Linked DNA regions of Mus musculus: region 2 is linked to region 1. The links are chromatin loops, found by intact Hi-C in ENCODE. Cell type or tissue: left cerebral cortex. All regions are shown on one strand. Links, peaks and the distances in the headings refer to the core of each region. The heading gives the core; the rest is flanking DNA. Region 1 has its middle 64 kb from the start of Gm35341. Region 2 has its middle 120 kb from the start of Gm35201.

What was found. A loop is a pair of places that touch in the nucleus more often than their neighbours do. Peaks named below come from ENCODE experiments on the same cell type or tissue, not always from the same donor. Only the 100,000 strongest peaks of a DNase experiment are listed, where the experiment ranks them.
Region 2: a loop joins it to region 1, with 4 times the contacts of the local background. A loop is called at or near these places in 2 of 42 quality-filtered maps.

Annotation. Positions count from the first base shown.
Region 1 is chr1:186,338,563-186,349,992 of GRCm38, forward strand. No RefSeq gene overlaps it. Among named protein-coding and RNA genes, the nearest start is that of Gm35341, 64 kb to the right of the region's middle. In left cerebral cortex, for the core only: no CTCF peak of the experiment used is centred there; a DNase peak (open chromatin) is centred at 7,101.
Region 2 is chr1:186,256,675-186,268,104 of GRCm38, forward strand. No RefSeq gene overlaps it. Among named protein-coding and RNA genes, the nearest start is that of Gm35201, 120 kb to the left of the region's middle. In left cerebral cortex, for the core only: no CTCF peak of the experiment used is centred there; DNase peaks (open chromatin) are centred at 4,708, 4,986 and 5,514; H3K27ac peaks cover 236 bases.

The DNA of each region.
Region 1 (11,430 bases), core at 5,981-8,480:
TTCGAGCCACTCTCCTCATGCTGCAGCACCGCAAGAAAGGGTGACTGGCTTTTTGCCTGCTTGTCCTATTCTGTCTTGAAGGAAAAAAAAAAATTCTAGAAAAGGACAAAGGCATAATTTTTTTCAGCAAACCCGTCGCCTGTACCCTCCGAAGTTCAAAGAGAAACTTCTGTCTCATTAAAATCACGTCTGGCTTTGCCCAAGGGCTTTCCAGATTTTCACAGTTAACTTTTCTAGAGTTATAGCTCTTTATGCATTTCTCTTGTTTATTGGGTAGACACTATGATTGGTTTTACAAGCAAAATAAACAGCTTAGGAACAAATGAAGGCTTTTTTTATTTCTCTTTTAACTGTAAATTTAAGAGCTTGAAATGAATTTGGCAAATAACTCATAAAGCCAAGAAGCATTGTGGCCGAAAGGCAAGACTTCCAAAAATTCCTGGAAATCCAAGTAATACCAGGAATAAACCCCAATCTCAACTTGCTGAGCCCTGTGTTTCTTTCAGAACACTTATTTGCTCCATCCCCTCGGGAAAAATAAAGATGGAACCAATCATGGAACTCTTGATCAACTGGGCTGTGTCCTGGGGCCTGCTGTGCTCAACACAGCCACAGGAAGTAGACGAGGATAGGTTTCCAGGGGAGCTGCCTCCCCCAGCATGGAGGAAGTGACTCCTTCAGGGGTGAGCCAGGGACTCCTAAAGCACCTCAATTTGTTCTTTAGTCGTCTAGAATTGCTTTTTTCTTTTTCTTATAGTTAACCTGGAATGTTTGATTAGGTTGATGAACTTGGTTCGAACTTTCAAATAGTAATGAATTATTTCAACTTAGTCACTGCTTTAAAGGTATGTAGTCGGTACCAGGTAACTAATATGAGAGAATTCTCTCATTGAAGGTGTAGCTATAACCCTGTAAGTGGGTAGTAGGCTGAACACGTGGCATGATCGAAGAAAGCCCTGAGTGCAAGCCCCAGAAGAAAAAAGGAGGGCAGGAAGGAAGGAAGGAAGGAAGGAAGGAAGGAAGGAAGGAAGGAAGGCAGGCAGGCAGAAGGGGAGGAAGGGAGAAAAGCAGGAATGAATGGAGCCAGGGAGGGAGGAAGAAAGGAGGGAGGGAAGGAGGGAGGGAGTGAGGGAGGGAGGGAGGAAAGAAAACAAGGAGAAGAAGGGGGAAAAGAAGGGATGAATGGATAGAGGGAGGAAGGAAGGAAGAAAGAAGGAAGGGAGGGAGGGAGAGAAGGGGAAGGAAGAAGGAAGGAAGAGAGTAGAGAAAATAAGGGATCAGTGAAGGAGGAAATGAAACAGGAAGAATAGTTATGAGAGGTTTTTGAGAAATGTTATCCTAATATGATAGTTAAGGAAGGAAAGAAAGAATAAGTAGCCAATAAGTGTAAAATAACGTGCTTGAAATAATACACGATACAGTCTAAATTTTTTATTTTATTTTTTTACATTTCTGTGTACACTTTGGTATGTGAGTGAGATATAAATGTGCTATACATGGTGTGTGTGTGTGTGTGTGTGTGTGTGTGTGTGTGTGTGTGTGTGTGTGTGTGTGTAAGTGTGTGCCTCTACACAATTACAGAGGCCAGTTAATGACCTCCTGTGCTCTGCTCGGTTGCTCACCAGGTTATTGCCTTGAGAAAGGGACTCACATTGAGCCCGGAGCTTTGCTGGCAGACAGCAGGGCCCAGTGAATTTCCTGCACCCACCACTCTCTAGCACTGGGGTAGTGGGAGCTTGCGGCCATGCCAGGCTTTCTATGGCCTCTGGGGATCTAAAGACAGTGTTCATCATCTTCAAAATCATTTTATGTTTATGTGCTGGGTGTTCTGCTGCATTAAGTCTGTGGACCACATGTGTGCCTGGAGTCTGCAAAGGCCATAAGAGGGTGTCAGATCCCCTGAAATGGGGGCTACAGAAGAATGTGAGCACCATGTGGGTACTGGGAATCGAACCCAGAACCTCTGCAGAACAGCCTCCTCACACAGATTCCAATTGGGCCCTTAATAGGTACATTTTGTGGGGAATTTTTTTCCAGTAACAAAATTCTAATGTCCCGACACATAGTGTGTATGTGTTGTCATAAGGTGTACCACTAGTTTTTGTTAAAAAGACAATATAATCTTATTCAGTTATGATAATACTATCGTGTAATTTAACAAATGCTTCCAATAAATACATTAGTGATGGATTACAGAAAACTAGGAAAACGTTGTCAAGATAATGTGACAATCTGGCTAATCTCATTTCAGTGTGTTAACATCTTGTTCCAAATAGTGACAGAAACAGAGTGACTATATCCCAGAGGATCTAGCTGCAGCAAGGCACTGAAGGAAACATGAGGTCCTCCCAACCCACTCTCCCTGTGTTCCTCCTCAGTTTGGCCATATGTCGTGTGCTCTGCTTTTAACCCATGTCTTAAACAGCTCAGCATCCTTCTCCATAATCTCTTCCTGCACATTTCTTCTATCCAACTCCTTTTTAACTTATTTATGAAGTTCATTATTTCTCATGATATCTATTTTGCACACAATTCAAGACATCTTTAAGCTCTTCTTCTGATCAAAGTAGCTTGGTGAGAAATCTATTCACAAAAGGAGCCTAAGCTTTTAATACCAGCCTATCTTCTCACAAAAGGAGCTATTTGATAAAGCAGAGGTGGTTTTTGGCATGTGTCTACCACACTGGAGAGGGAAGAGCTGCACGGGCATCTACACAGGCCAGCCAGATCTCAGCAAAAGGATAAAGAATAAGACTAATGTCTTGGTTGAATCCTGGCTGCACTTGTGTCATCTGTACATGGGGGAGTCCATGTGCGCTTGGCGATCATCAGTTGTAGCAGCTCATGAATGAGGTCATGCGTTCCATTGTGCATCTGAGCATCTAGCTAATAGTCCCTCTTCCACAGTCCCTCTGGACCGAGAAGCATATGCTGTGTCTCACATTCCTGTCCCCCACCCCCACCCCCAATTCAATACGTTGGTGCAAAAGCAGAAAAGTGGGTGAACAGAGCTTTACGAGGTGGGAACGGAGCCTGTGATGCTTTATATATGCTCAGCCCAGGGAGTGGTACTTCTAGAGGGTGTGGCCTTGTTGACATAGGTGTGTCACTGTGGGTATGGGCTTTAAGACCCTCCTCTGAGCTGCCTAGAAGTGAGTATTCTGCTAGCAGCCTTCAGATGAAGATGTTGAACTCTCAGCTCTTCCTGCACCATGCCTGCCTGGATGCTGCCACGCTTTGATGATAATGGACTGAACCTCTGAACCTGTAAGCCAGACCCAATTCAATGTTGTCCTTATATGACTTGCCTTGGTCATGGTGTCTGTTCACAGCAGTAAAACCCTAACAAAGACAGAGTAATTCATCTGTTCATCACAACAGGACAGAATGTCTGCAGTGTACCAGGAGAGAGGCACAAGGAGAAAGCGATCTTCAGTTTAAACAGTGGAATTCTAGCTCCATCAAAGCGTGATAAAAGCCCACTCCTAATGACCTTGAGCTATTGTAACAGCACTGCCATGGCTCTGGGCCAAGAAAGCACTCAGCTGTTCTCAAATATTACCATTCTGGAGGAGGGTGTCTAATCTACTGTAAAAGTATTTTGAACAAGACGGTGATTATTTGAAAGCTTTGAAGCATAAATTTGAGACTCTACTGTCTGCAAGTTCTCTCTGGAAGAGCCTGTGTGCCTCCCCTCCCATTGATGTCCAGCAAAACCATCCTCTGCTTCATATGTGGCGGGAGTCATGGGTCCCTCCATGTATACTCTTTGGTTGGTGGTTTAGTCCCTAGAAGCTCTGGGGTTACTGGTTGGTTCATATTGTTGTTCCTCCTATGGGGTGCAAACCTCTTCAGCTCCTTCAGTCCTTTCTCTAGCTCCTCCATTAAGGATCCTGTGCTCAGTCCAATGGTTGGCTGAGCACATCCACCTCTGGATATGTCAGGCACTGGCAGAGCCTCTCAGGAGAGAGCCATACTGGGCTCCTGTCAGCAAGCACTTCCCAGCATCCTCAACAGCATCCAGGTTTGGCGACTGTATATGGGATGGATCCCCAGTTGTGAGCATCCAAATCTGTATTAATCAGGATCTGGCAGAGCCTCTCAGGAGACAGCTGTATCAGGCTTTTGTCAGCAAGCATTTGTTGGCATCCACAATAGTGTCTGGGTTTGGTGACTGTATATGGGATGGATCCCCAGGTCAGGCAGTCTCTGGATGGAATAGGGAGTTTTTGGAGGGGCAACCAGGAAAGGGGATAACATCTGAAATGTAAATAAAGAAAATATCTAATAAAAAAAAAAGAGAGAGAGCCTGTGTGCCTCTTTAGATTCTATGATCTTGATCTCAAAACTGACAATATCAACTCAAAATTTTTGAGCAAAGATTAAAAAAAAAAAATGACCCTGGGGTTACAATGAAGTCATGCATAATTGTTAATAGGCTGTGGCTATTACTGATCTCCTTAGAGAAAAAAAAAAATGATGAAAAGAAATGGAAGCTATGCTCAAACAAAAGCTAGAGTGTCCTTGATTAGGAAAGTGCCTTACCTTTCCACAGAAATAAATACCATTAGGGGACCACTCTATTCAGAGAGCACTGGTTTAAGAGTTTCTTTGGTTCTCACTGCACTACTTTCTACTTCTGATAACTCATTTAATAACTAACCCCCTTATCTTTAAGTGACAAATTCTAAATCAGGACTATGTTGTATGTCAACCAAGGATTACAGAGCTGACCCTGTGTGGCAGCTGGGTAAGCCACAGCTGTGATTAAAAGCTTAATAGACATGTCCGATCTGGGCTTTCCCTGCCCACCGGTCCTGGAACTCAGGCTGTTTATTTAAAACCTCTGGCTCATTATCCTCCTCTCCTGCACAATGGAATTAAGGTGGACTATCTTCTAGAGCTGTTTAGAAGACTGTACTTTAAATATGTATAACCAAATAAGGACCTGACACAAAATGACTCTTCCATAAATTACAATCCATTTTGTACACACATAGACTAAAACTCACAGTCCTTATAAGGAGCTAATAAGGAGATAAGTGTATGCATGTTATTTGTTGCTTCTGTATTTTTAATGCTATTTTACTTGTATTGAACATTGCACACATTTATATAATGTATTTTATCCGTACCCATTCACCGTTGTCTCCCTCTAGTTCCTAGTATCTCCCAGTCTCCTTCCCAACTCTATGTCATCACTTCATTCATGACACCCTGGAGACAGTCAGCACTGCACATCTGGTGCTGTGTCCTGGGGCCCACCAGTGGTTACATCCCCACAGGAGGTTAACATTACCAAAAAATCCTTGGCTAGGGATGAAGCTTTGGGATCCCCTCTCCCTATCCACAGAGGAATTTTGGCTTGATCTTCTGTAGACCTTGTACAGGTTACTGGTGCCTCTGGGTTGCAATGTTACATACTATCTCCAAGAGAAAAATATATGGAGGCATGACTGAAAGAAGACAGACTAGAGTACAACTTACATCTGAATAATAATGTTTAATCATACTGCATATATCAAAATATTTAAAATAAAAACAGTGACATAGCACTATTTTAGATTTCTACTAATACAAGAGATGAATTTGATATATGGATTTATAAGATTTCATAATAAATAGCAAAATTTTATAGTAAATAGTAACATTTTTAGAAGTATACATTGTTTATATTTCTTTAGGCACTTTAACATTTAAGACACACAATAATTATGCACATTTGTGGGGCACTGTGTGATATTTTGATACATATATGTGATACGTGATGAATGGCCAGCTCAGAGACACAGTCACAGCCATCATTCCAAGTGATGATGCACCTTCTCTGTGGGAAACATTTCTTGTCCTCTCTATGAGCTATTTTTTAAAGCTTATGTCAATTAACCTTTTACGCAATTAACCAAGGTTAAATAAAGATATTTTCAATTAAAACTTATATTCTTCTTTGTATTTATAAATTCTGTGAGATGTTATTTATCATTATATTTGGCTAGCATCATTGCTTCATAAAAGGACTTTTGCTTCATGTTATGTGTGCAGGACTTTATTTAGTCTTCTTAACATTTCAGCCAGCCTTCTCAAGTTAAAAATACACCATTTGGATTATTTGACTCCATATAGATTATTAGATAACTGTTTGTCGGACTTTCAATTCGGGTCTCGTATCTTAGTTAAATTCTCAAGGACAACTTGGCCTTCAGTGTTTGATAGCTCAGAAACCACAGTTCTCCTTTAATATTAATGTAATATTTCCAAATGGGAAAAGTGCAATGTGCTGCCTCTTTAGAGTTTCTGGTACTCTCAGTAGAACAATCTTGTGAACTAAACTCATGTCTCTTGAAGCACAGTTTAAGTGGTTTGCTAAATACCAACGCTGCTACATATCACAAGGAGCTGCCATCACATTACCTTGCTTTCAACACTACTGAGAAATAGCTGACACATCAATGATAAATGCAAGAATTAAATGGTCCTCTCCCATGATGAGGTATATTATGGCTTCCTTTGGATGCTCTGAGGAGGGAAGAGTGTGATTGATTGTGTTGGGGAAGAAATGAAAGACTCAGTAAATAATTGCTTTTCTCACTCATCTCAAGACCAGACCTGAATCTCAGACAGTTGCGATTTCAGGATGGTACATGAAAGGACAGTTTAGCCTTTATTAGATCTAAGAAACTGGATTTAAGGATGAAGAATGTCTCAAATGCTGATCTGAGTAAACCGATCAAAAATAGAACATTACCTAAATGTTGAGGAGCTCAGATTTATAAAAGACAGAGACATTCACGTGTAAAACCAAAGCATTTGGGCCATTGAGAAGAAAGGTTGTGGCCTGGCTTCTAGCCTGTCTCTATCCTTAACCCTTTCCTTTTGAATTCAAAGAGATTAAATCAACTTCCCCGGGCCAGTCCTGGATGAGAACATCAAGAGCATGTTGGCTGTGAGAAGGAGAAGGGGGAGATGGAGACGGGGCTGTGAGATCATAGGTCTTTTCCATCTTTGCATCCTGGGTTTCTGCCATTCCTTCCCACACAACTCAAACTGCAGCCACACTGGCTCGCTTGCCATTCCCTAAACATACCCCACACTTAAGTCGGAAGAGCCTTGCACATATTGTTCTACTGCTCTCACGCCACCTCCTCATTTCTGCCCTGCAAGCTCCTACACATGTGCACGAGTCCTACCCCACTTTTTGAAATCTACCTCAATTCACAAGAGGTAAACTGTGTCTCCCACTGGCTTCCATGCTTGCCTATTTCTCCCCCACTCTGACTCTGTGTAACTGAAATGTACGTAGCTGAAATGCCTTTATTCCTCTTATGGAATAAGCTGAGCTCCTAAATCACTTTCTGTTCCGTCCTTGACAGAGAGCTCAACCATGGAGAGCAGGGTTGATAACCGTGTGCATCGTTTTAGATAAGCCATAATTCAGACACAAGAGTGACAAAAACAAGGAGAGGCTGCTAGAGGTAAAGATCTAGGTCAGGGTGAGAACTGAGGTAAAGACAGAGGTAGGGATGGAGATGGGGTGGACAGTGGTCCTAAGAAGGGGAACTGAGGTGGGGATAAGGCTGTGAATATGGACAGGGGTAAGGACAGAGGTAGTGATGGGGAAAGCAATGGGGATGGGAAAGCATGGGGTTTGGGATGGAGATGAGGAGAGAGACAGAGCTAGGGGAGGGATAGAATAAAGACAGAGACGGAGGGGGAAATGAGGATAAGGAGAGATGGGGTGGTGTTGGGCTATACATAGGGGCAGAAGGAAGAGGGTGAGATGAAGACAGAGATAAAGGAGCAGAAGCTGAATGGAGACTGCGGTGGCGGTAGAGGGCGTGAGATGGAAGAGACAGAGATAGAAATTGTGTGCTGCTTGTTTCAGTTACCAAAGGGGGCAAACCTCAGGGACAGAGAGGCACAGAACCTCTGTGCGAATGTTTACTCTGAGGGCTGTAATTTGGATAAGTAGAGGGAAAGCAGACTTCATTAAATTTGCAATGAAACTGCCGGGTACATCAGGATGCAGAACAGGGGATAATAGAGCTCCACTATGCTTTGGGTTATTTTATTTAGATTGAGTTTGATCGTCTTTAATACTGAATTCTGAGTCTCAGGAAGCGTAGACTGTGTATTTCTTTTAAGTATATGCAAAACAAACAAACAAAAAAACCAACAAAAACAAAACTAATATCTTCAACAAATAAAAAGCTGCTTTTGAATGAAGAACCATGGGAATCTCCATCACAATTACACTAAATTAATATCCCTACTAAGAGAGTGAGCTTCACAAACAATTGAAAAGGAAAGCAATACAAAAACACCTCTTTTTACACATTAGCCACCCTGCTATAAACATCAAGGAAGAGTGAGATGCCTCATGCACAGGTGGAGCATGCGGTGTCAAGATAGATAGATAGATAGATAGATAGATAGATAGATAGATAGATAGATAGATGGATGGATGGATGGATGGATGGATGGATAGATAGGTAGATAGAGAGATAGAGAGACAGAGAGATAGAGAGATAGAGAGATATAGATACTCAGGAAGCAACTTTTATGACCAGAGATGCTTTTAAGAATGAAAAATTAAGACACAGTTAACACACACCACCAATACACCACACCATAGAACATAACTTAGATGAGCTAATCTGCAAGAGTGGAGTAAAAAAATGAGGTAATGCTGTTGAGGGGATTATATTCAAAATATGGCAAGACATCAATAGTGACCGAGCGGAGGAAGGAAGGCGTCTCAGCTGTTAGCAATAAGGCAACCGCAAATTTGCAAGATGTATTAACTGCTTCAGTAACTGGTAGTTCAAGAAGTTTAATCCCCAAGACTTCATGCGACCGTCTGTGACAGGGCTGCCCGAGCTATACATCTTTTTCTTGGCCGTGGTTACTGAAATTCTTCCTCCCTTCGTCCTTCCCTCGAGGGTCAGTTCAGGAAGAAAGAGTAGTAGATGGAGAGCTGGCTTCTTGTCTTTCCTCATCCTGCAAAGACTGCCTCCACCACGGACAAGAGGAATGTGTAATGTTGCTCAGACAGGCGGAGGAACTGACACCACGTTTTCTATATCACCCAATGTGCTGAAGGGTGCAAATCATTTGTAAAAGCATTAAGTTGGTTACATTGGCTAAGCAGTTGAAATTGTAAGCTCTTGAATGTCAAGCGCTGACCCTGTGGGGTGGGGGGAGGTTGAAGTGGAATGGTGTGGTGGAGGGCAGGCTTTGGGTCATGTTTTATACTGGAAGTTTAATTGTCCTGGCAAGGATGTTGAAGTGACTCATTGAGCTGAAGTGGATTCTATCTTCCAGCACAGATTTGAAATGGGGGAGGATAGCGCAGCAATAGTATCTTTAAAAGAATTGGCTTAGTTTGCCTCAGCCCCTAACTACTTCCATGCAGATTCATTTGTTTTGGACACCAATGTTGAAAGCAAGCCAATGATAGCAAAAATAGTGTCTATGTCGCCCCTTTTGAACCCACACAAACCTTTTCACTGTGTTTAAGCCAGGGATTTTTTTTTCCAAAGAAAATTACATGTTCTTTGGTCCTTTCCGATCTTTTATTGAAGAACGTTAAATAGTTTATAGCTAGAAAGAATTATAAAGTCATCATGACACCAAGTTTGTGCAATGGTGTTTTCCAAATGTGTTTTGATTATTCTCACAGAAACTCTCATCCCACTCAGAGATGAGTGTTTCTAACTTGGCGTTGTAAGGTGAGTCATGCTGTCTGTTTATCCCCGGGACATAGGTGCTGGATTTACCTTGCTTTAAAGGAATGCTCTCTGCATGGGTTTTATAATCCTTTGCTAGTCAGTGGCCAACCCCCTGAGATGCCCCTTGTGTCACTGAAAATAGTGAACTCGAAACTCCAGCACAGAGCAACCCTTTACTATCAGCTGGGGAAATTTTCTGCTGGAAGACTGTTGCATATGCTTGCAGAAATGCTGCCTCTTAAATCCCCACCCCTAAGAGTGTAATCAGAGCTATTCCAAAGGCAAGTAGGACCAAGTAATCTCCATCCAGAGGGTGTCACAGAAAACCTGTGGATGCTATTGCTGGGCTGGGAAGGGAAATCAGGGAAGGATGCGGAGAACAGGGACATTTTGTTCCCAGAATACCTTTACTAAGAGACTCTTAAGATGAAGCTAGTAGTCACTGCATGATAAATGGGTTTTGAATCGTGTGGAAGCTCAGGGGAGGGACTGGCATTTTGATTACCCAGATTCAAATCAGACCAAGGAGAGTAGAAAGGGGTTAATTTCTTAGAAATCTCAGAAGCAGAATGAACAGGCTCCAGTAATAAAAATAAAATAAAATAAGCAGTAATGAAGCAGCTGAGTGATAGAATTTCTTTCAGTCTTTGAAGTGGGAAAGTGTCGTGATGAATTCTGTTGGTCCAGGTGAACTTGGGTCACCTACAGGAAGCTCTGCTGGCGACAAAAGAAACATAAACTTGCAGCCATGATAAGATCATTGCTAGAGGAGTCAGAGACCATCACTGTGGGAGTGACCACTGAAGGCTGGGGGGAAAGTATGCTCTCTAAACTGGAGAGAATGGAAAGATAAAGCTAGAATCCGTGTTTCTAGTCAGGCAGGGCAAATAGAAAAGGTGCAGCCCTTCTGTTTCATGGAAAGACCACCAAAAAGCATCAAGGTGGCATAGAAGAATAGTTGAAAGGAAAATGAAATCTAACAAGAGCATTTTATAAGCTAGAAGAACAGGGAAATGTGGAGTGAGTGAGGAAACCTCACAGCAAAAGGGAAGGCTGTACTGATGAAGCCTAAGTGCAGCCAAGTTGATGTGTAGTGTTATTCTGGCAGAAATAGAGGCGGGTGCATAGATAGGAGCTATTCAGTATTGGAGGTAACATATCTTCAGAGATTTAAACTCATTTAGATTCAGAAAAACAAATAAAACATCACATTTCTTTATGCCTTCCTCAGTTCCACACAGCCAAGAGTCATGTTCTCTTTACAGTGAGGTGGAAGATTATATAGCTGACTATCCAAGGTGAGAAAGCTAGAAAATTCGTGGCTCAGGGTTCCCTAAAAGAGCAGTGAGCATGGAATAACTTACCAAGTAAGAGGTTATATGGGAGCATCCTAAAAACTAGCAAGCAGTCTGTTCCCCTCCTTTTTAGCCCCCTGAACACAGCTGGCAATGCTGACTTCTGCTGAGGTTGGATGCTCCCTTAGGCAACGGGCCTGGGGTGGGGCATTGCCCAGGAGAATAGATTCATGGTTAGCAATGTTTAGAATCCTCTCAATTAATAATGCTATCCTCAACAATATTAATACTCAATTGTTCCATCATAGCGCAACATACCCTTAACAAAATACCTTGCTAATTCAAGATGCGATTCATAAACACACAAATTGTCAATATTGAGTTAATGACAAAATGAAAACTTCCTG
Region 2 (11,430 bases), core at 3,178-5,677, 85 kb before region 1:
TGGCAGTGTAGACGGCAACGCATAAGATTTCACTGTGGTTAAGTGTAAGGAAGTGCCTCCAATTTTGTTTTTAGCATTTAGAGCCATTTCCCAAGATAGGTCAGTGTATATTAGCAAATATTCTACCCCACCCACCCTAAGCTTTTAGATAAAAGGCATTCATTCCAAGCAGAGAGAATGTGAAATGCGTGTGTGTGTGTGTGTGTGTGTGTGTGTGTGTGTGTGTGTTTGGTGTATGTTGTATGTGTGTATGTTTGATGTGTATATTGTGTGCATGTACATATTTGGTACATGTATGCTTATTTGTGTGTATATTTGGTATATGTGTATATGGCGAGTGTTTGGTGTGTATATGGTGGGTATGGTATGTGGTTGACGTGAGTGTGCCTATACTCTTGGTCCTGCTTATCTGAAAAAAACATAGCACAATGGAAAGCCAGCATCTGTCACCTTGACCCCGTGGAAGGTGCCTCAGGAATCAAAGCTGTGGCTGTGGGTCACAGTTCTGAACCACTTGTCAGGCATACAGCACCTCTGGTTTCCTGCGAGTCATGAGAATGCTGGTTTCTGATCTGGTGAAGGGCACATGCAAAGTCCTCCACCCCTTCCCCTTCATCTGGAAGAAGTACTCCTTACATCATCCACTGCCCTCAGAGCGTGTGGTAGGGATGCTAATGTTTGTTTGTTACTCCCCTTTTGCCAGAGGATCTACTGATAATTTTATCTTAGGTGTGGTGTTAATTTTGCTTGTCAACTTGGCTGGCTTGACGGATATCTAGAGAACTGGGAAGACACATTGGGCACGACCAGAGATGACTGGAAATGGGCAGCAGAGAACAGTCCCAGCATGCAACAGGGCAGTGATGGAGTGGGAAAGCAGAGGAACTGGGAATTTTGCTGTCACCTTAGCCCTGCATTCCCCAGCCCATACCTTTGCCTACAGCTGACATCCTGGGGCCTCACTGGGGCCTCACCATGGTACTAGACCTCACATCTGAGCCACAGCGGTGGCTGGGTGGGGGCTCAGGGCCTTTGTCCATGGAGAAGCAGCATCTCTGGCCTCTCTTGCCCTGGAGCTCTGGCTTCTTCTTCCAGGACAGAGCAGTCTTTTGTTTCCCTGACTCTCCAGCCAGTAGGCAGCCAATTTGGGACATTTAAGGCCCTGCTCACATGAGATTATCCAGTTAATCCCCTTTTGTGAATTGAATTCTTAGTTCTGCTGCTCTGGAAGCCTCCAGTGTAATAGGAACAGGATGACATAGTGATTACATATTTGAGAATGAAATGAGATGGATTTTTATGATTCAGTACTCTGGGGTAGCCAAGGATTGTGGACGGTAAAGAACAATTAAAGACAGTGTTTGTGGTTCATTAAGTAGAATATCCCTCGGTCCTGATTTCAGGGGTAAAGGACTATCATCTGCCAATTCTAACAAAAGCGAGGGATTTGTCAGGTCATACGAGAAGGAAGAAAAACACATGAGCTTTCAATAGCCTATGGCCTAGAAGTAGGCCTAAAAGGATAATCAGTTTAATGATGATGGGAACTGTCAATCACTCCCTGTGACTTGTCTTTTTATTTTGAAATTTACAATTGTTATAAAGATCAGTTGGCTTTTGCTTACCAACTTATTCCATTGTTATTTTTAGATCCTCAAAGTTTATTCTATAAATTCACTCCCTACAGAGAACCAAGGCACTCAGCTATTAACAATCTAGGAGAAAATCAAGAACTTCCTCTGAGTCCTTGTGGCTTCCCACTGAATGGGCTTTCTGGTCAACCTACATAGTTGATTTTTCTCTTGTGGCCAACCAAATCTGACTAACTAGTACATCCTTGTATCTTACAAGGGAAGAATACCTCAGAAAGGATGCTCAGATGTGACAGACCTTCAAAGCGGTGTAGGAAATATACCAAAAGGAGTCAGGTAGCTCATACTTTAGGCTTCTAAGTTACCTAGTGAGGGGCAGATGGATGTTACCATTTTGGTTGTTCAGGCATAGGTTGAATTAGAGCGCACTTAGGATGCTCCCCCACCTACACCAGCCTTTTCTTCAGGATGCCTCTGCTGATCTGAAGGGGTCTTGTGCTATATTTTCTTCTGGGGTCAGCTCTGAATTCATGCAAGCTTCTCACTCTGCCTTGCTCCAACCAGCTCAGTGGTGCCAATAGTACCAGCCAGGCATCAGCCCATCACAGCTCATAGGTTATAAGGTCTGAAGCATAGAAGCCAAATCCCAAGGCATACTTAGGATTACTACCTCTTGGTCTGGAGTCCTGTGGTCACGTCCTGCTCTACCCACTCAGTTTTGTCCAAGATATACCTTGCATTTGTTCTGTAAAATAAGCTGCATCTGGGCGGGGCGGGGGGGGGAGGGGCACTAAGAAGCTGGTGCTAGGGAGGTGCTACTAACAGATGCCATGCTGAAGCATGTAACTGGAGATTTTTGGCATCCATCTGAGGCAGCCCACGAGACAAGGAACAGTGTGTAACTCCAAACCTATCTTTACATATAATGCAAAACAAAAGACCACAGTGAGTGTTGTCACTGCCAATCCTGGTCATGCTAGAAAAAAAAAATTGCATACAAGTGAAGCTTAGTACCCAAGGAGAAATATCCTAAGCAGTCAGGTAAATAGACCTACATAGAGTATAACACAGACTATATGAATATATACGAATATATAAATCTATAACCCCATTGAAGTGTAAGCTATTATTATTAAACATCATTCATAGCTTGAGAATCCCCTAGAATGCAACCCCCTATTGACTTACTGGGGCACACTGGTGGGATACTCACTGGAATGGGGATCTTCTCTGAGGGTATGGCCACAACATGCTAGAAGAAGTGACAACCCAATTATTCCCCAGACACACAGGTTGGAGAATAACACATGCTAAGGCTCTGTTGCCTTTGTTGCTCTTCTTTGTATTTTACAATTGTGAAGTTTACAAAGGCAATGGCAAGTCTCATAGACCTGTCTAGTCTAGAAGCACAGACAGAATGCCTAATGTGTGCTATGCATTAGCTGAACTGAGCTTAGATTCCAGAGAATGCATAGCTTCAGGGGGAGATTAAACAAATAGACCATATACCTTAGAGTTGTAAGTCCTATAACCAAAGGGAGGCTAAGGAAGATAACCCGTGAGTGGGCTGTATATTCTAGTTAATGACCATTTGCTTGCCTTCAATTTCCAGAGTATAAATTGAAATTTATTAACTATATTGCACTGAAAAAAATCTAAATTATAGACAATAAAACCCCAACAAAGGTTCATTTTGTGTTATACAGAGATGAACATCAAGAACAAATCGTCTGAGGTGGAATAAGATGGTGTTAAAGCTGGAGTCAGGAGGCTGTGATGGTTGGTGTTTTAAGAAACAGCAAGAACATAAAGGAAGGTGAACAGAGGTGTCAGGGCAGGGATGATCATAGAGGACCTTGTCAACTGACGTGTATGGATTTCCTTCCACTATAAAGAGGTCTCATTAGGCAGTTTAGACCTCAGGAGGAACACGGCTTGATTTTTGTTTTTAGAGGGCCATGGTGACTTGAGAGCTGAGTGTGGCCTGGTAAGTATGGCTGGGGCACAGTAGGCACATGGTTACTGTTCAGGTGACCGAGTATGACAGCTTAGAAGGAGTGAGAAATGATTGAGTTCACTGTGTACTTTGAAAACAGAGAGCAGACAGATGGTAGGTTCTGTGTGGAAGAGATGGAACTAAAGAATCTAAGATGGTTCCTGGATTCCCAGCTCTGCAAACTAAGAACATGGTGATGGCATGTTCTGAGGTGGGAAAGAATCCAGGAGCAGGTGTGGGGTGCAGAATAGCCCAGCTTGTGCCCTTCAACTGTGAGAGACTTATTAGATATCCAGGTTGTGTGCTGAAAGGCATTTAGGAGATTGATGCCAGAGCTTGTGAGGTCTGGGAGCCATTGCAGTAGGTTTCAGGGAAGAACCCCACCCCAAGACTCATACTGGAATCAACACAGGAAGCTGAAGTATGAAGTGACTAGGAGAGGTGACCTTAGAAATATGACCAGCCACCTCATCTCAACTACCCTCTTTCCAAGAATCCTTAGAGATATCACAGGTGACATTATATGGAGTGAAGATTTCACAAACACACCCCCTTAATTATTAAAGAATTCCAGATGTCTGTCCAGATGTTTGGGGGGGGGCACTCAGGTGGCACACTCGGGCTGGGATCAGAAAAGGAAATCTGGGACATGGGAACACACTTGTGCTTTTGATAAAAGGGACATTACCTAAACAGCTTCACCCAGGTGTTTCCAACAAGGCTCATCTAGACAGACAAGCCATGTATGCTAGAGTCCTATATATTCAAAAATAGGTCTCTGGCCCAAGTCACAGTGTGAACTTGGGAATTATTCTTTGTAGGTGTGAGAGATGTGTTGTAATGTCTAGGAAAGAATTGATGGAGAACGAAGACAAGTGACCTTGGAAGGCATGTGAGCCCAGAGCTTAGAAACAGCAGAGATACCACAGATGGGGAAGAATATAGTCAACACACAGCATGTTTTCAATAAGAGGAGAAAGAAAAGATTCCCACATTCTACAGGAGCAGTGCTAATGCAAATATACTACACTGGGGTCCTGAGTGAATCTGAATTATGCGCAGTTTGAATTATGCTCATATTGTATTTGCAGTCAAAGTGCTGTGTGGGACTACGCCTCCAGATTGTACTTTCACAGGGAGAGCCATAAAGCACACTTTCTGGCCCAGCTTCTGTTTAGGGCTCGCCCACATTCAGGAAAAAAAAAAAAAAAAAAAAAGAAGCCAAAAGCCAGCCCTTGCTTCTGGTGACTTTCACAATAGTGTTGAAATGGCATCCGCCCTTGTGATTCCACACAAGTGGTCCAAAATAGAAATGCAAGAAGTTGGGGTCCCACACCCATTCTCCACCCCATTCACATCTCCTTTTGTTTTTATGTGCCTGCTTCTGGGAGTCCTTGATCTACAGAGGGTTTCCATCCTCCTTGGCAACCCCTGACCTCTGGCAGTTTGCCCAGGGCTAAACAATGATCCAGAATCCCTTAGCCGAGAGATGAAGAAAATGTGGAGAGGATAACTCACAGGCTGCTCTCTGGATCCTGGACTCCCCATTAGTCAACAAAGCCAGCTCCAGACCTCTGTCCTGGTGTTCTAAAACATACCAGAAGTTTCTACTTAAATGCATCTTCGATATTTCTGCTTTCTCTCTCTCTCTCTCTCTCTCTCTCTCTCTCTGTGTGTGTGTGTGTGTGTGTGTGTATGTGTGTGTGTGTGTGTGCATGGGTGTGCTTGTGCTCGCATGAGCAGTTTCATGGGCATACAAAGGCCAGAGTTCAACATCAAGTGTCTTCCTTAACTTCTCTCCATCTTATTTTCTGACTCAAGGCCTCTCGTTGAACCTGTAGCAAATCGATTCCTCTCTATCGGCTGCCCACTGGGCCCCAGAGAGCTCCCTGTCTCCTCTTGCCTGGTGCTGGGATCACAGTTGTAAACCCTGTGCGTTGTTTGAACTCAGGTTCTCGTGCATGAGCAGCAAGCACTTAAGTGAGTCTCGGCCACCTGTTGCCATGCTGCCCCCTCTCCTTGAATTCAGCCTCTGAAACATTAGCCAAAATCAACTCTTTCTTCATTAAGTTGCCTCTGGTAGTGGTTTACACAGAAAGAGAAAAGCAACCAAGACAGAAACAATTCAATTTGTGAGTCATCTGACTAGCCAGTTGGCTTCTTTTATCCCAAAGGGTCAGGTCCACAGAGTCACAGATGTGCAGGAAACCTTGGACTTGCTGTGAGCATCCCTCAAAATTTTTTTTATCACACTCTCACATTACATGCCTGCTCTACTGCTGTGCAACAACATATTATGTGAACATCATATAAACTACTTACTTGTATGTGAAATATATATACATATATACATATATATATATATATATATACACACACATATGTAGTGTCTGAAGTAGAAAAGAAAAGAAAGCAACTTTCAAAACTATATGCTAATTATGACAAAACATTTAACCTCACAATTCTCTGGTATGTTTGAGAAAAGAAATGATAAAATGAAACAACCACTTGAACTTTTAAACCCAAACACTGTATTTCTTTGTAAATGTTTGTGCCTGTGGGCATGCAGTGTGTGTGTGTGTGTGTGTGTGTGTGTGTGTGTGTGTGTGTGCTTAAATTAAAGGGCAGGTACAGAATATTAAATAGGATAATTGTAAATAGCTTGGACCTTAAATATACTAAGCTATGGGAGAAACTGACCTCCATAAGAAAGAATTACAAGTCTGATCATTCATGTTCTTTCTCTAAGGGGCTGGAGTAGTTGGAGTTTATATTGGAACAAGTTTTAGATTTTCTTCTCAAGTCAAATGGATACACTGTTATTCTGTGATTTAAAATTTCTCCAAGGTAACTTAATCCTCACTCAAGTGTAGTGTCATACTTGTGAAAGGTCATAACTTCTATTGAGCATCAGAGCTGGATGTGGTGGCCACAGTGAGACTCTCCGTTCTCTTATACTCGAAGCAGGAGGACTGTGAGCTCAGGTTCAGCCTGTGTTGCAAAACAAAACAATGTCCCAAAAAACAGAGCAAACAAAACAGCAGCAGCAACAGCAACAGGAATTGTGTTGGGGAAGAAGAGATCAGACCATTGCATAACTTGTGCACTTTGTCCCAAGAAACTTCCTTTTCACTCTTAACTTCTGAGTTTCTTCACATGTAAAATGGATATTGTGGCTGAAAAGATGGCTCAGTTGCCACACAAACCTAAGGACCTGAGTTTGGATCCCCAACCTCTGTGCAAACAAAGCTGGACACTGGGTCCATACCTGTCATCCTAGCACTGAAGGGGAGGAGCCACGAGATTCCTGGGGCTTGCTAGGCAGCTAGATCTGGTAAACGAGTGAGGATTGCTGGGCATGAGAGAAGCTCTTTCAGAAAGCAAATTACAGAAAGACTAAGGAAGACAACTGCTACAGATCTCCAGCCTTTGAACATGTGCACATTCCTGCACATGCACAGGTGCACACAAACATGAAGATATAAACATATACCATATCCACAACTTAAATAAATATAGGAATAATTACATAATTTTCACACTCTCCCTGAAAAACATATAAAGGTTGATGCATTGTTGATTAAGAGGCATAGTTTGAGATCTTAGAAGAAGGGGTTTCTGTAGATGATGTATAGTGTTGTCACTATTTCATGTGAGGTTCTGCTGCATAGGTGGGATGGTCCCCTCTTTGAAGGGTCACAGAAATGAGCAAGCCCGGCCTCCAGAATGACACAACCTAATCCTCCCTACTGAACAGCTCCCTGGGTTCTGACCATTGTTCCCTGTTTCCTGGCTCTCCACAAGCCCGATCCTTAAACATTGAGCAAGCTTCTGGCTTGGAGAAGAACTAAGTGCATATTTGCCTATATTCCAAAACCAAGATGACGTACACTTCCAATCGAACAGATGTGGTCAGCCGTTGATTAGACCCAGCGGAGGAGTCTGAAACTCAGCCAGAACAGCAGAGAGTAAGAAACAGGGGTGAGCAAAGGTGAACAGATATACAATGTTTCTTCCTTCTGATTACTGGATTTTCTCTCCTTTTCCTCCTCCTCCCGTTTTACTCCTCTTCTGGCTCCTCCCTCCCTCCCTCCCTCCCTCCCTCCTTCCCTCCCTCCCTCCCTCCCTCCCTCCCTCCTTCCCTCCCTCCCTCCCTCCCTCCCTCTCTCCCTTCTCCTCCTCCTCTTCTGCCTCCAAGTTTTCCCATTTTCTCTGTAAAAAATTTTTCCAAGTGTTTCCCTTCCTGGCTTTCTTTGTGGACATTAGCAAAGGTGTGTCCACTGTTAGGGAAATTTTCCTATTACCTTCCAAGTGTTCACAACTGAGCAGGATTTTTGAATGGAACTCAATAAGTATGGCCAATTTCAATAAATCAGAGACTTATGTATCCATTAATGGGCTCTCCAGGCTCCTTGATATTTCTCCCTTTGCTTCCGGTTGCTTCCTGTCTGTCAGCCATTTCCTGGAAACCTGCCAACCCAACTGCTTTCACAGAACCATGGAATAATTGAGTTGGAATAGGATGTGAATCTTTGCTCCAAACTTCCTCTCTTCTTTAGCACAAATGGAAACGCCCCTCACAATATCTCTGCCACATTCCTTGCCGACTCAGCTCTGAAGACTGGGTTCCCATGCCCCAGGTCCCTTTTCATTTTCCTCCATCAGAGCCACATAGCTGCTGACATTTTGCCAGACAGAAGCCCTTCCTTTGCTGGAGGGCAGCCTTGGACTGTCTGAGCCCACATTTCCCATGCTCTTGGGAGGCCCTTCCTGGGGACTCCCGAGCCTTCAGTAATGACTTTAGGATGCATAGGACCATAAAGAGCCTGGCTCTTTCATTTTGTGTCAACTGCACGGGGTCTGATAACTGAAATCTACTGTTATCAGACCCCGTGTAGGATGAAACAGTAAGAGACTTCATGGATCGTTGTCTGGCATGCTGTTGTCTGGGCTTTCAGAGTATGTACATGTGTGTGTAAATTACATAAAAAATTAAACACCCAATGTTTAGCCTGTTTCTGTGTGAGCCCAGAGGGTACAGACTGATCTCCATCTATATCCCTATATTTGCTTCTCTAGTAATCTCTTTCATCATGTGTGAGGTAGACTTGCCATGTCAGTTCCAAACTAACAGATTTTGTCCAGCATTTTGAACTATATGAGACATATGCCCATTCAGTTTTAAGACATTCTCTTTAACAGAGAATACACCAAACATGGAATAAATAAATCTGACCTTTTAAGTGTTTGTTTCTTAATATTATAGCACATGCTTCTAGTCTCTAGGCTTGGCTTTTGTTTTGCTTTGAATATTGTTTTAGAGAACATTCCAGATATCAGTTAAGAACTGAAGCCATCTCAACATATGCCACTCTTGACTTTTTTTTTTTTTTAACAATCTGATCTGTAAAATGTCCAACAGAGCAAGTATAAGGATGAGGTATGGGCGTTAACTAGGGAGTCTGACTTCTGATTGTACATGTCTGTATGTTCTTCCTCTTCTTTTTTGATAAAAGCACGCACATTGCTGTACCATCTTCCTTCCCCTGTAGAAGACAAAAGCAACTTAACAGAGAAAGGTCCCACATTAGCTCCTATTTGAGGGGATCCAGTCCTTTGTGGTAGGGAAGTTGGCAGTGGAGTAGCTCACAGCTGTGTCAGCAGGAACATGACATGGCCACACCACAGTTGCTTAGGCCAGGAAGCAGGAGCATAATAGGATAGGCCAGGCTATGAACTTCAAGGTCTATCCCCAGTGAGTCACTTCCTTCAGCCGGGTGCCTCCCAGAGCTTCTAGATCTTCCCCAACACTATGGGGAATGCTTCACATAATACGTTGATGGAATTAATTTCTATAATAAGTGCTTTCAATCATTGTATTTAATAGTTTCCTTCTTCCTTTGCTACTTTCACTTCTGTTGCCATGATTGAACATCCTGACAAAAACCCTAAGGGAAGTCCTGGAGGCCCTTCCTAGGGACTCCTGATCCTTCAGTAATGACATTGGGATCCACTAGACTATAAAGAGCCTGGCTCTTTCACTTTGTGTACACTGAAAACAAGGAAAAACGTTTATTTTGGCTCACAATTCTAGGTTTCACTCCATTACTGTGGAAGAGTTGCAGTAAAAGAGGCTGGGGTCAGCTGGTCACATTATGTTCATTACCAGGAGAGAGAAATGGTTTCATGCACAGTTATTTGCTTGTTTTTGTTAGTCAGTCCAGCTCCTCATTTCTTACACAGTTCAAAACTGTCCTACCTAGGGAATAGTGCTGCCCACAGTGGGCCTGCCTAAGGAATAGTGCTGCTCACAGTGGTCTGGGTCTTCCCACATCAGTTATGGCAGTTGAGTCAAGACAATCAAGATGCTTATATAACTGTTTGCAATAGCTTCTAAGCAATGGAATACAGTTAACCCCTTCCTCCCTCTAACAGGTTTTCTGGGTTGAATTAGATACACTTCTCTGTTACCATTTGCTATCTCTCAGAATATTCCTGTGTTTTCGTCTTTGTACTTCCAGATAAGATCTGAGGGCTCCTATTTGGTCCCGGGACATTCTTATCTATGCAGTCTGACTCTGTTTTCCCTTAAGATTTCCTATTTCTAGATCACATCACTTAAATTTTTATTTTAAAAAATATTACTTTTTATCTTGTGGTCCCATATAAAACAAAGTAAGTCACTTCAAATTTTTTCAGTGTGATAGAGGTATAAATATACATCTGAATGAATATATGCATGGGAGAGTAGAGAAGTATCATATCTATGATTTTTAAATCATATCCAGCTTCATAGTGGGAATAAGTTATTTTTGTTTTTAATCAAAATTTAATATTATTGAATAATAGAATTTTAAACCTCAATAATACTTCAGATAAAATTTCACCAAATCTTCAGTATTTTTTTCATATAAAATGAGGGGATATATAACATATTCATGTTAATAATTCATTATATTGAGGGGCTTAAATTTAGAATCTGGGGCTGGAGAAATTGCTCAGCAATCAAGAGCACTGGTTTCTCTTGCAAACAACCCAGGTAAGTTCCAAGCATTTGACTATTCTAAAATTAAAAGAATAAGAGTTTGTGAGCAAGCTGAATCATTCCTAGGCAGAAATCAATTCTGGGCTTTTTGTCTACTTCCTGACAAATCAACAAATCATTTTTATGAGCCTTATGTGATTCATTGAGCCATTTGGGGAGGGTCAGAGGGTAAGGGTACCATTCACCACAGCAGGTTTAAGCAGAGGAAGGTGGTGTAGGAAATGAATAGAAGCCCTCATTATTGCACGAGGAACCCGGGGCTAGCTATGTGCCTGCCCTGCTGGGTTAAGCTCACCCTGGATGTTTGTTAGAACACTGAGATGCAGATGTTCTGTGCAACACAGAATCTTCAAAGATCAGCTCATGTGTTTCTATTACTATAAAGATGATTTAAAGGATTTAAAATTATAGCAGGCCTGTCTGTTAACCTATTTGCTAACACAGAAGAAAAGGGGTAAGTTATATCAGCCCTGGTACTTGGTGGAGACATGTTTGATAGATAGGTAGATGGAAAGGCAATAGATGATAGAATAGATGGATATATAGATAGATGATTGATAAATAGTGATGATAAATTGATACATAATAGATTGATAGAGATAGATAGATGATTGATAGATATGGAGAGATGAGATGAGATAGATAGATGATAGATAGATAGATAGATAGATAGATAAATAGATAAACAAACAATTTTCTCTCCTCTTTCTCCCTCTTTTCTTCTCTCAGAATATGGAATGGTTGTATTTCTTTAACTGGAACTCATTAAGAATTCATGGGGCAGAAAATATAAGGGT